2 separate regions of the Homo sapiens genome follow, and region 2 is linked to region 1. The links are chromatin loops, found by intact Hi-C in ENCODE. Cell type or tissue: heart left ventricle. All regions are shown on one strand. Each heading gives the region's core, and the rest is flanking DNA. Links, peaks and the distances in the headings are about the cores only. Region 1 has its middle 12 kb from the start of IRX2. Region 2 has its middle 60 kb from the start of LINC01377.

The links. A loop is a pair of places that touch in the nucleus more often than their neighbours do. Peaks named below come from ENCODE experiments on the same cell type or tissue, not always from the same donor. Only the 100,000 strongest peaks of a DNase experiment are listed, where the experiment ranks them.
Region 2: a loop joins it to region 1, with 7 times the contacts of the local background. A loop is called at or near these places in 1 of 110 quality-filtered maps.

The regions. Positions count from the first base shown.
Region 1 is chr5:2,737,025-2,741,405 of GRCh38, forward strand. It overlaps a transcript of IRX2 not described here. Among named protein-coding and RNA genes, the nearest start is that of IRX2, 12 kb to the right of the region's middle. In heart left ventricle, for the core only: no CTCF peak of the experiment used is centred there; a DNase peak (open chromatin) is centred at 2,457; H3K4me3 peaks cover 1,067 bases; H3K27me3 peaks cover 3,912 bases.
Region 2 is chr5:3,235,545-3,239,925 of GRCh38, forward strand. No RefSeq gene overlaps it. Among named protein-coding and RNA genes, the nearest start is that of LINC01377, 60 kb to the left of the region's middle. In heart left ventricle, for the core only: no CTCF peak of the experiment used is centred there; no DNase peak of the experiment used is centred there.

The DNA of each region.
Region 1 (4,381 bases), core at 251-4,250:
ATCTCCGGTGGATAGATGGACAGCATGCGGTGGTGGTCTGTGGAAGTGGGCCGACCACAGCCATGCCAGAACCAGCCTGACCCATGGCCTGCTCATGCCTGTGGAACCCCAAAACCTGACACAGAAGTAGCTCCGTTCATTCACGAGAGGCCTCAGGTGTGGCTCCTGGTCACTTTAACATCCACGTGGGTAGCAAGTGACAAGTAAATACAGAAAAATACCTGCATTATTGAGCAGCCATTCTCCAGCTGAGTTAGAAGAATCTTCCAGGCAGACGGATCAGTCTGTTCAGGTCAGCTGAGAAAGGAAAGAGCTCAGTGTTCAGAGGTTCAGAGAAGTGACAGGACTGGCGAGGACAGAGGGCGGAGACAGGCAGACCCTGGACATGTTTCTGTGCCCGCTGGCCTTCCTTGGCTTCATCTAACTAACAAGAAGCCCTCTGCAGAGCCTGCTACGTGGGGCCCGGTGGCACATGGAAGAGATGGGCTTTCAGGGGCAGTCATTTGGCCCACTCAGATGAGCCCCACTAGCAGGTCTCGAGTGCTGTCCTCTCCACCAAGATCACAGGAGTCGATGGTGAGCACCCACTTCCCCAGCCCCATCTCCTGCCTGTCCTGTAGGGCAACTGTCCAAAGACAGGGCTGTGGACCATGCCTGGGTGTTCACCCATCGTACTCCATCTCATGTCTACCCGTAGTAGTCATTACCTGCCCTCAAACATTCCGCCTGAGGCTGCCAGTTCTTGTAGGAAGTGGCCCCGGTGCCAGGCCAACAGCTTTCCTAGGCTTCAGAACACCGAGATGATTTCGGGCCATCACTGATCTTCACCCACCAGAGAAGTTTTTCACCAGGGGCTTTTCCTGACGTCAAAGTAACAGCCAGGTTAAGGGAACCCCTGGCCTGGGGGTGTCCCCCTGCCCACCCCCTGCAGCCCACAGCCCACCTGTCCTGCCTGCTGACAGGTCTCCTCCCACTCCTCCCGGCCTTGTTTGCACTGGAAAGTTGGGGTGCATCGGCTGTGCACCTGAATGTGTTATTTGCTTCTGCTTAAAGATCATAAAGTCAGTAAATTGTTTAAAATATAACTCATTTGAGGGTCTAGCTCCTGCAAAGTCTGTTTGTCTTCTTTCAAAGCATGCCTTAACTCAGCCCCTTCCTTTATAAAACAGTCCAGCTCCATAGAAATTTTAAACAAACTGTCTCTCTCCTCTGGGCTTGGACTCAGCCCCCTCCCGGTCACAGGCCTGCCTGGAAGAAGCAGGTTGGGCCCTCTCAGCCGCTTCTGTTTATATCTGGGCCCATTATCATGAAGGGCACTTTTATTTGAGGAGTTGAGTATTACATTAGCATTATAAAACAAATTGTTTTTCCATTGCTTGAGAGCCAGGGAGAATAAACCTGGACGGGCCATGGCCTCCTATTTAAATAAACTAACGTCATCCTGGGTACCAAGGAGCCTGATTCGCCCCCCTGTTCCCCGCTTGGGCCGAGTTGTCCTCCCGGCCGCCTCTTTGGTCCCCTGGCCTCTGGGGCTCAGTGGGCTGTTCCCAGGGAAGCCTTCACCCTCTCTCCACCAGGGCTGTACAGTGACCCCGAGTCCAATGGCAGAAAGGATGGGGCTCATCACAGGGCCCAGGACCCCAAAGGTTACAAAGCACCCACCCCTCCCCATCTGACCCTCACCACCCCCAGCCGCACGCTTGGGCCTCCCTCCTCCTGTGCCTCCGGGACCGTCTCCCCACCTGCGGGAGGCCAGGTGTGTGGCTCCAGAGACCCTCCACCTGAACTACCCGCTCCCAGAGCCCCAGTCAGGGCCGCCAGAGGTCGCGGAGGGTGAAGCCAATGGGCCTGGACGCCGAGGCCGGGGAGAGGAAGGAGCGAGGTAATGGCTGTGGCTGGAGACCCTCTTCTGACTCCCCAGGCTGCCGGGTAGGCCTACTGTGGGATGGGACTCAGGCGACCAGACGTGCTCTCCGTCGCCTCCATCCCGGCCGCTGACTCCGCTGTGTCCCCTTGGATCCATCACCACCTCCAGGCAGCCCTCCAGCGGGTTCTGGTGGCGCCGAGAGCTTCGAGGGGACTCAACGCGCTTTGTAGGGCCTGTGAAATCCGGCTTGTCGCATAAGCTCCCTGAAGAAGAGAACAAACTTCCCAGACCAGGGGCCCGCGGGGAGCGGTGCAGACACCGCGGCAACCCACCCCGAGCCCGCCGGCCCTCGCTCCGTGCGCCCAAGGGGCGTCCCCCGAGGTGTCGCCTGCAAGGCAGCCGCGTACGTCGTTCTCAGTGCGGGTCCTGGGGGCGGCGGTGCCGGGGGTACGGCCTGGGGTCCCGTCGGTGTCCACTGCCCGCCTGGGCGCTGGGGCCGCAGATCGGGGCTACACGGCTCGCGCCGACCGAACGCTGCCGCCAGAGCGGTGGAAAAGCGCTGGGCAGGCCGGCCTGGGGCTTTCGAGCTCTGCCGCCGAGCGCAGCAGAAATACGGTGTGCAGGCAGGACCCGAAACAGGAGAGACCGGGGGGACCGGGGAGGAGAGGAAGGCTGGCTGTGGCAGGAACCCGGGCGCTCGGCACCTCCCCTGGTCCCGGGGGCCCTGAACCCCCGCCGCCGTCGCCGCCGGACCCCGCGATCGTCCTGAACCCGGGCCGGGCGCTTTCGGTTTCCCGGCGCTCTGCGGCGCTGCTTTGTTCACCCTGCGCGCGCGGTTCCCAGAGTCCAGAGCTGCGGGCCTGAGGCTGAGGGCCAGGGAGCGAGGCGAGCACCCGGGGCCAGCCACGGAGGAGTCCCGACCACCACGGGAGCAGGGGGACTGGGAGGCAAGAGGTCGGGGGAGGCCGGGGTCAGGGCGGGAGGAACCCGATGGGTCCCGCTGCGGCTTCAGGCGCGGGGTATAGGGTAGGACCAGGAAGGGGACTGAAGCCCGGGACCAGAGCTGGGGGTGCCAGGAGCGGGGCCTCCAGTGGGAGCTCGGGGGTCCTCGCGGGTTCTTCTGGGTCGGTTGGTGGCTACCCATCCCCAGAAGCCTGGCTGCATTCCCCTATAAGGAGGCTTCGGAGGGCCCGACTGGGTTTCCCCTCCAGGGCACCGGGTCGCAAAAGCGGCGTCGAAAACTCATGAACAGGCGGCCGGGTCTGGGGCCGCCGGGGCAGTCGTGGCGTGCGGGGGCGGGGGTCCTGCCCATCAGGCTGACTTCAGGGTCTCGGTCTGCGGCCTCCCTGGCCGTCGCTGCCTCCTTTTCCAGGTGCGCCTCGGCCCAGGGCTCCCAGCCACCACCTTGGGGCCGCAGAAGGCGAGCGGTCACACCGGGGCTGAGGTCAGGAGCCGGCTCACCCCCTCTCCTGCGACTGTTCCCTGACCTGCGACTGTTCGGTTCTCCCGACTGGCCTTGGTCGTTGCCTTTTAGGGTCTCGGTGTGACCAACTAAGCAGACACTCAGCGGCAGCGCCGCGCTTGGGGAGACTGCAGGGCAGAAATGGGCCTAGAGGTGAAGGAGCCCTTCCCAAATCGGACAGTCCCGGGGCTGGAGAGCCGGGAGCAACCCAGTTCCCTGAAGAAATGATTGCAGCTGCTCAGGCAAAACACGTAGGCCTGGAACCAACCCTGGGTGGGCGTTTAAGGGCTTGAGCCAGCTTCTGCCCCTCAAGACTCCCCAGGGAGCACGCGCCTGCGGGGAAGGACGTGGGCCGGGTGGAAGGTGGCCCGGAACCCCGGGAAGAACGCGGGCAGGGCACCAGGCAGGCAGCCGGGCCAGCGCCTCCAGCTCCCGCACCTTCGGCCCAGGGTCTCCAGCACTGGGAAGGCGACAGCGGCGACAGTGCACCGTCCCCCTTGCACGCACTGAGGAGCCTGTCTTGGAGCTGAGACCTCCTCGCCCCCTCCGAGCTTACTGAGCACCCGGCCGGCAGCCCCCCGACTCCCCAGGATGCTGCCTTGACCCCACCTAATCTGGTCACTCACCTCCTAACCTTTCAGGGTCCAAGAGGACCCGCGTCCTGCCCCACCTTGCTGGGTGCAGAGCCGGGTGCACGCGGGACCCGCACTCGCTCTGGGCGAACACGCAGCGCCCTTCCCGGCCTCAGGCCGAGCCGGACCGCAACGCCGCTATTAGTAAGGACTAAAAACAAAAGTTCTCCCCGAAGCCCACCTTTCCCCAGTAAGAAGGTGTCAAGGGTTAAACCGTTCGATTTGCCCTTTTTCTTGATCTTAGAGGGAAGAGGCAAGAACTCCTGGCACCTTTATGGGCCTCAGACCTGTGGCTGCTGCCAGCAGTCTCAGTCCCACTAACTTTGATCAGCCTTATTAATTCCAGCTGTGCTCTATTTGTTTGTCATTTTCCCCTTTTCCTCTGGAATCATTATTTATAGCAGGAAAAAAAAAAGCCCA
Region 2 (4,381 bases), core at 190-4,189, 500 kb after region 1:
TTCATGGGGCCTATATTTTGCCTGTTTTCTAGCAAGCTGGGCTCTGCCCAACTTCAAACTAGAAAAGACTTTCTCCCACGGAAATGGATGCCAGGCATTCACCATCAAGAGGCATCTTATGCTCGCCCTTTCTCCGTTCGTTGGCCATTGAACTCAGAGCCCACCTGGCTGTTATGGTGTCTTCTCTCCTGCCATGTTGGATGCACACCTTCCTCACTCCTGGTACGAGTGAGCTTCCTCCAGAATGTCACTGTTCCAGTTCATCCAGGCAACTAGCTCAAGGACCCGCATCAGTACACCCCACATCTTGGCCTAGCCCTGGCACCCTGCTCCCCAAGAGCCTTCCTGGGAGGGGCCATGCTCCCCATTGGCCTGATCTTCCTGGGTCTCAGGTCCCAGGGCTTACACTTAGTGGACTTTGTAGAGTCCACAGGGACCTAATGTTGATGCCTAAGAAGAAATTTGATGCATGGTTTGCTAAACTCAGACCTCATGGCCAACTGTAGGAACAAGGACTGAAGCAGTGTGGCCCTGGAATCACAACCCTGCTCCCTGTCTTCCCTTCTCCCTGTCTTCCCTGCTCCCTGTCTTCCCTTCTGAAACCTTATGCCCCAGGCCCAGTTCCCAGTGAGTGGAGCCTCTGGGCAACCACAAGAATTCTTTCCTGCCATCTGATACCTCACCATATGGCCAGTACCACGCATGCTCCCTTGGCTGCAAGACGGAGAGGGAGCCTTCACGAGTGGGAATGTCACTCATGCACGGTGGCGGGAAAGGGTGCTCCACATCTGCTGCTCCAAAGTGTCCCTGAGAGGACCGTGAGGAGCTCCGCAGGACTGGCGTGACGCTCCATTTGCCACCTCCCCCGCTTTGTCTCATCTGCCTATTCCCAGTGGATGAAGGAACACATGAAATCCTTGCCTCCTCTGTTCAAAGAGGAGGGTCAGCCATTATGTTGGCAAATTGACACTTTCTGTACAGAAACTGATGTGAATGGCTGCCCTGATGAATGCATCAGTTTCTGTGATGAAAAGCCTCTTTTAGCTTGAAGCTGGACAAAACCTAGTTTGTTAGAAAACAAGCAAAATACTGGTGTTGGGGCCCCATCAAGGTGGAAGAGCCTTGGTCAGGTGGCCCTCTCTGTTCATGGTGCGCCAATGGCTTCCTCCCTGCCACCCTGTGGTGCCCGGCCACACCTCCCACAGTCTTTACAACCGAAATGTGAGGAGACAACCGCACCCTCTGTCCTATGATCTGGCCCTACGTGAGGTGCTGGGAAGAGTGACCAGGCAGGTGATTCAGGGCCAGCCTCACCTGCCAGGATCCCAGAGTGGATGGGGCCTGAGGTGCTGGCAGAAAAGTGTCCCCCATGCTGGTGGCCTCTGTGTCCACCTGGCACAATGACCAAGCACTTACTGATCAGTTTCTTAATTCAGGTAGGCTTGATCTGTGGGTGGATTCATCGTATAGGAGAGTACATGCACTAGATAAAGCATGATTCACGGTCCACACTGGGTGCGGTCAGCGACGGCCACCATCAGCAGTGAGCTCTAGTCAGAAACAGACACATGAGGAAGGGGAGCCACACCATTGATTCCAAGGCCAAGTGCTATGTCGTGGTGTTCACTGGATACATCTCTCAAATTGGAAGCAGGAGCTCATTCCAAAAAAAATGGTCCCGAGAGGCACGAAAACACTCCCTTGGGGTGGCCTGCCTATCTGCTGCAACCATGGGGTTTGGCCGCCACCGTCTGGAGCAAGTGCAGCCCCATGGAAGCAGGCAGCAGAAGGGTGGAACTGTTTCCAATGCCTTTGTCTCTAGGCTGTCCATGTATGCAATGGCCTCACTGCCGAGCTGGCCCCCATTCCATGTGTCTGTGCAGCACCACAGAGCACTGACCCTGGGGACCTCCTTGCCTGGAGAACTTCATTGACTTGTTGGCTTACCTTGATTAGGTGGATCGTGTTCCAATCAGTCACAGGTACCATCCACAGATTCAAGGTGGCTGAAGAACCGCTCCAGCGAGAGGCATTCTCATGCTCCTAGCCCAAGGTACCTTCAAGAAGTCTGGGTCTGACACCAAGTCCTGCCGGTTCGCCATGGAGGTAGGTACCTGCTGGTTCGCCATGGAGGTGGGTACCTGCTGGTTCGCCATGGCAGTACTCACACCATGCAGGGGCCTCTGCCTTATTCTGCACTAAGTCTACTAAGCTCCTGGGGTCCTGAGCTGCATTGCTGCACAGAGCTTGGGTTTGGGGAGAGGCGTTGAGGGAGCCACAGGGTCCTAGGGCAGAGTTGGGAGTTCTGTGCCTATGCTCAGTGTCAGCACTCACAGCATGGGGCAGGGGAGGGGAGGGCCAGGTTTTTTTTCTCGAAATTGCCTCCTCTGAGACCATAACTCTCTTGTCTTGTTGGTAAAATGGCTCGTTTTGCTTCTGGAATTGGACATTCCTCAGTCTACTGGCCTCATTCCCATGGGAGGTGTCTGCATGATGATCTGTTTCATGAGGTAGGTTCCCACTTTGGAGAAGACATTTAAGACATTTGAGATGTTAATTCACTTTGTCCATACCTACCAGTTCCGGACCCTGACCAGATAAAACTTTCAAGAGGTTTCCAGAGAAGTTTCCCAGGCCTCTTCCCAGCCAGCACAGGACTGGGCACTTTCCCATAAATGCACCCTGCCCAAGGACCACTGTCTCCGGGGAGCCGCATCGGCCTCAGCATTTCCTGTATCCTTTGCTTCACCAGGCTTGATGGATGACAACTTATCTGAACTCTGTGACACTGAGGGAGACCTTTGAGATAGGCTTTGCCCGGCGAGCAACTGAGCACAGCCTCACACCAGCCCTGTCAGGAGAGACAATCTTCCACAAAGCCAACCAGTTACACTTGGCCACACAGCTGTTGCCCACAAAACCTTGGCAGCCACCCTTTGCATGGCTAAAGTCACCAATCTCTCTGATGGACAGTCCATTTTTGCCATTTTGTAAACAGCAGAGTCCCTGTACAGACATGAGAGGTTGAGGAAGCGGTATAGGATCATTGATGCTGGACAGCTAAGCTGCTAAGACCACCAGCATTGGCAACAACAACTCCTGTGCTTAGCCCAGCAGGGGAGCGTAGGAATGGCATGGGGAGAAAGTGGGAAACCTCTCTCCCTACCCCAGACATGCTCTGCTGCTGTTCGGAAATTATGGAGAATTTCAAAATAGTGGCAGCAGAGCCTACATTAAGCAGGGGACTTATAATTTCATAGGCTGCGACCCCGGGAAGATTGTCTGCTCAGCCCTATACCAGCTACCTTCAACCCAGCATAAACATCCCAGGAAAGAATATTCTCTAGGCTTCATGGGCCATTTCTGAATCCACTGGCACAGAGCCCATGCCCTGTATTGCTCTCCTCTCAACAAGCCCTGCCCTCCAGCCGTGGTGCATTCCCATCTCTGCTTCTTCACTTACCTCTGGCTTAGAATGCAGGTGTGACCTCTTGGGGCCCTCTAGACAGATGCATATTCTCTCCCTGCATTCCAGCAGAACATCTGCTGGCTGACTCAGAGATGCCTGGTAATGATGGGCAGGGTCCCAGAGACCCTCCTGTCCGAATCCCAGCATCTGACAAGTCACATCCCTTCATGGTTTCAATGCAGGATCCTTTCATCTTTACTAGAAAGAGACTCAGGGATTTTTTTTTTTTTTGAGACAGAGTCTTGCTATGTTGCCCAGGCTGAAGTGCAGTGGCGCGATCTCGGCTCACTGCAACCTCCGCCTCCCGGGTTTAAGTGATTCTCCTGCCTCAGCCTCCGGAGTAGCTGGGATTACAGGCGTGCACCACCACGCCTGGCTAAATTTTGTATTGATTCTGAAGGATTCCTAACAGAGGTATTGTTGCAATCACATATGGAGTTATCTGTATAGAGTTAGTCATCTGTTTAGAATTCTCTATAAAGTCTCTACAGTTATTTGTATAGAGAAACAACTGCATAGGCCAAACTGGGCATGCCCAAAGAAGAGATGATGTCAGTGTTATCGTTGATAATGGAACACACACAGGAGGGAACGTTCAAAAGCAAACAAAAAACATACAGAAAAAAATTTACTTGAGGACAAATAATTTATTATTTTGAGTGTTTCACCGTTTGTAAAATTAATAGAAATATAAATCTCAGCCTTAAAATAAAAGATGGAGTTGGAAATTTCTCAGAGCTTTGATAGTTCTAGGAAAACTTAAGTCTTTATTACACCATTGTGTTAAATCTAACAAATTAGAGAGGGAATGACATTTTCATATATTGAGTCTTCTGATACCTGAGCATGGTATATCTCTCTATTTATTGAGATATTTTAAAATTTTCCCCAGCAATGTTTTACAGTGTTCTG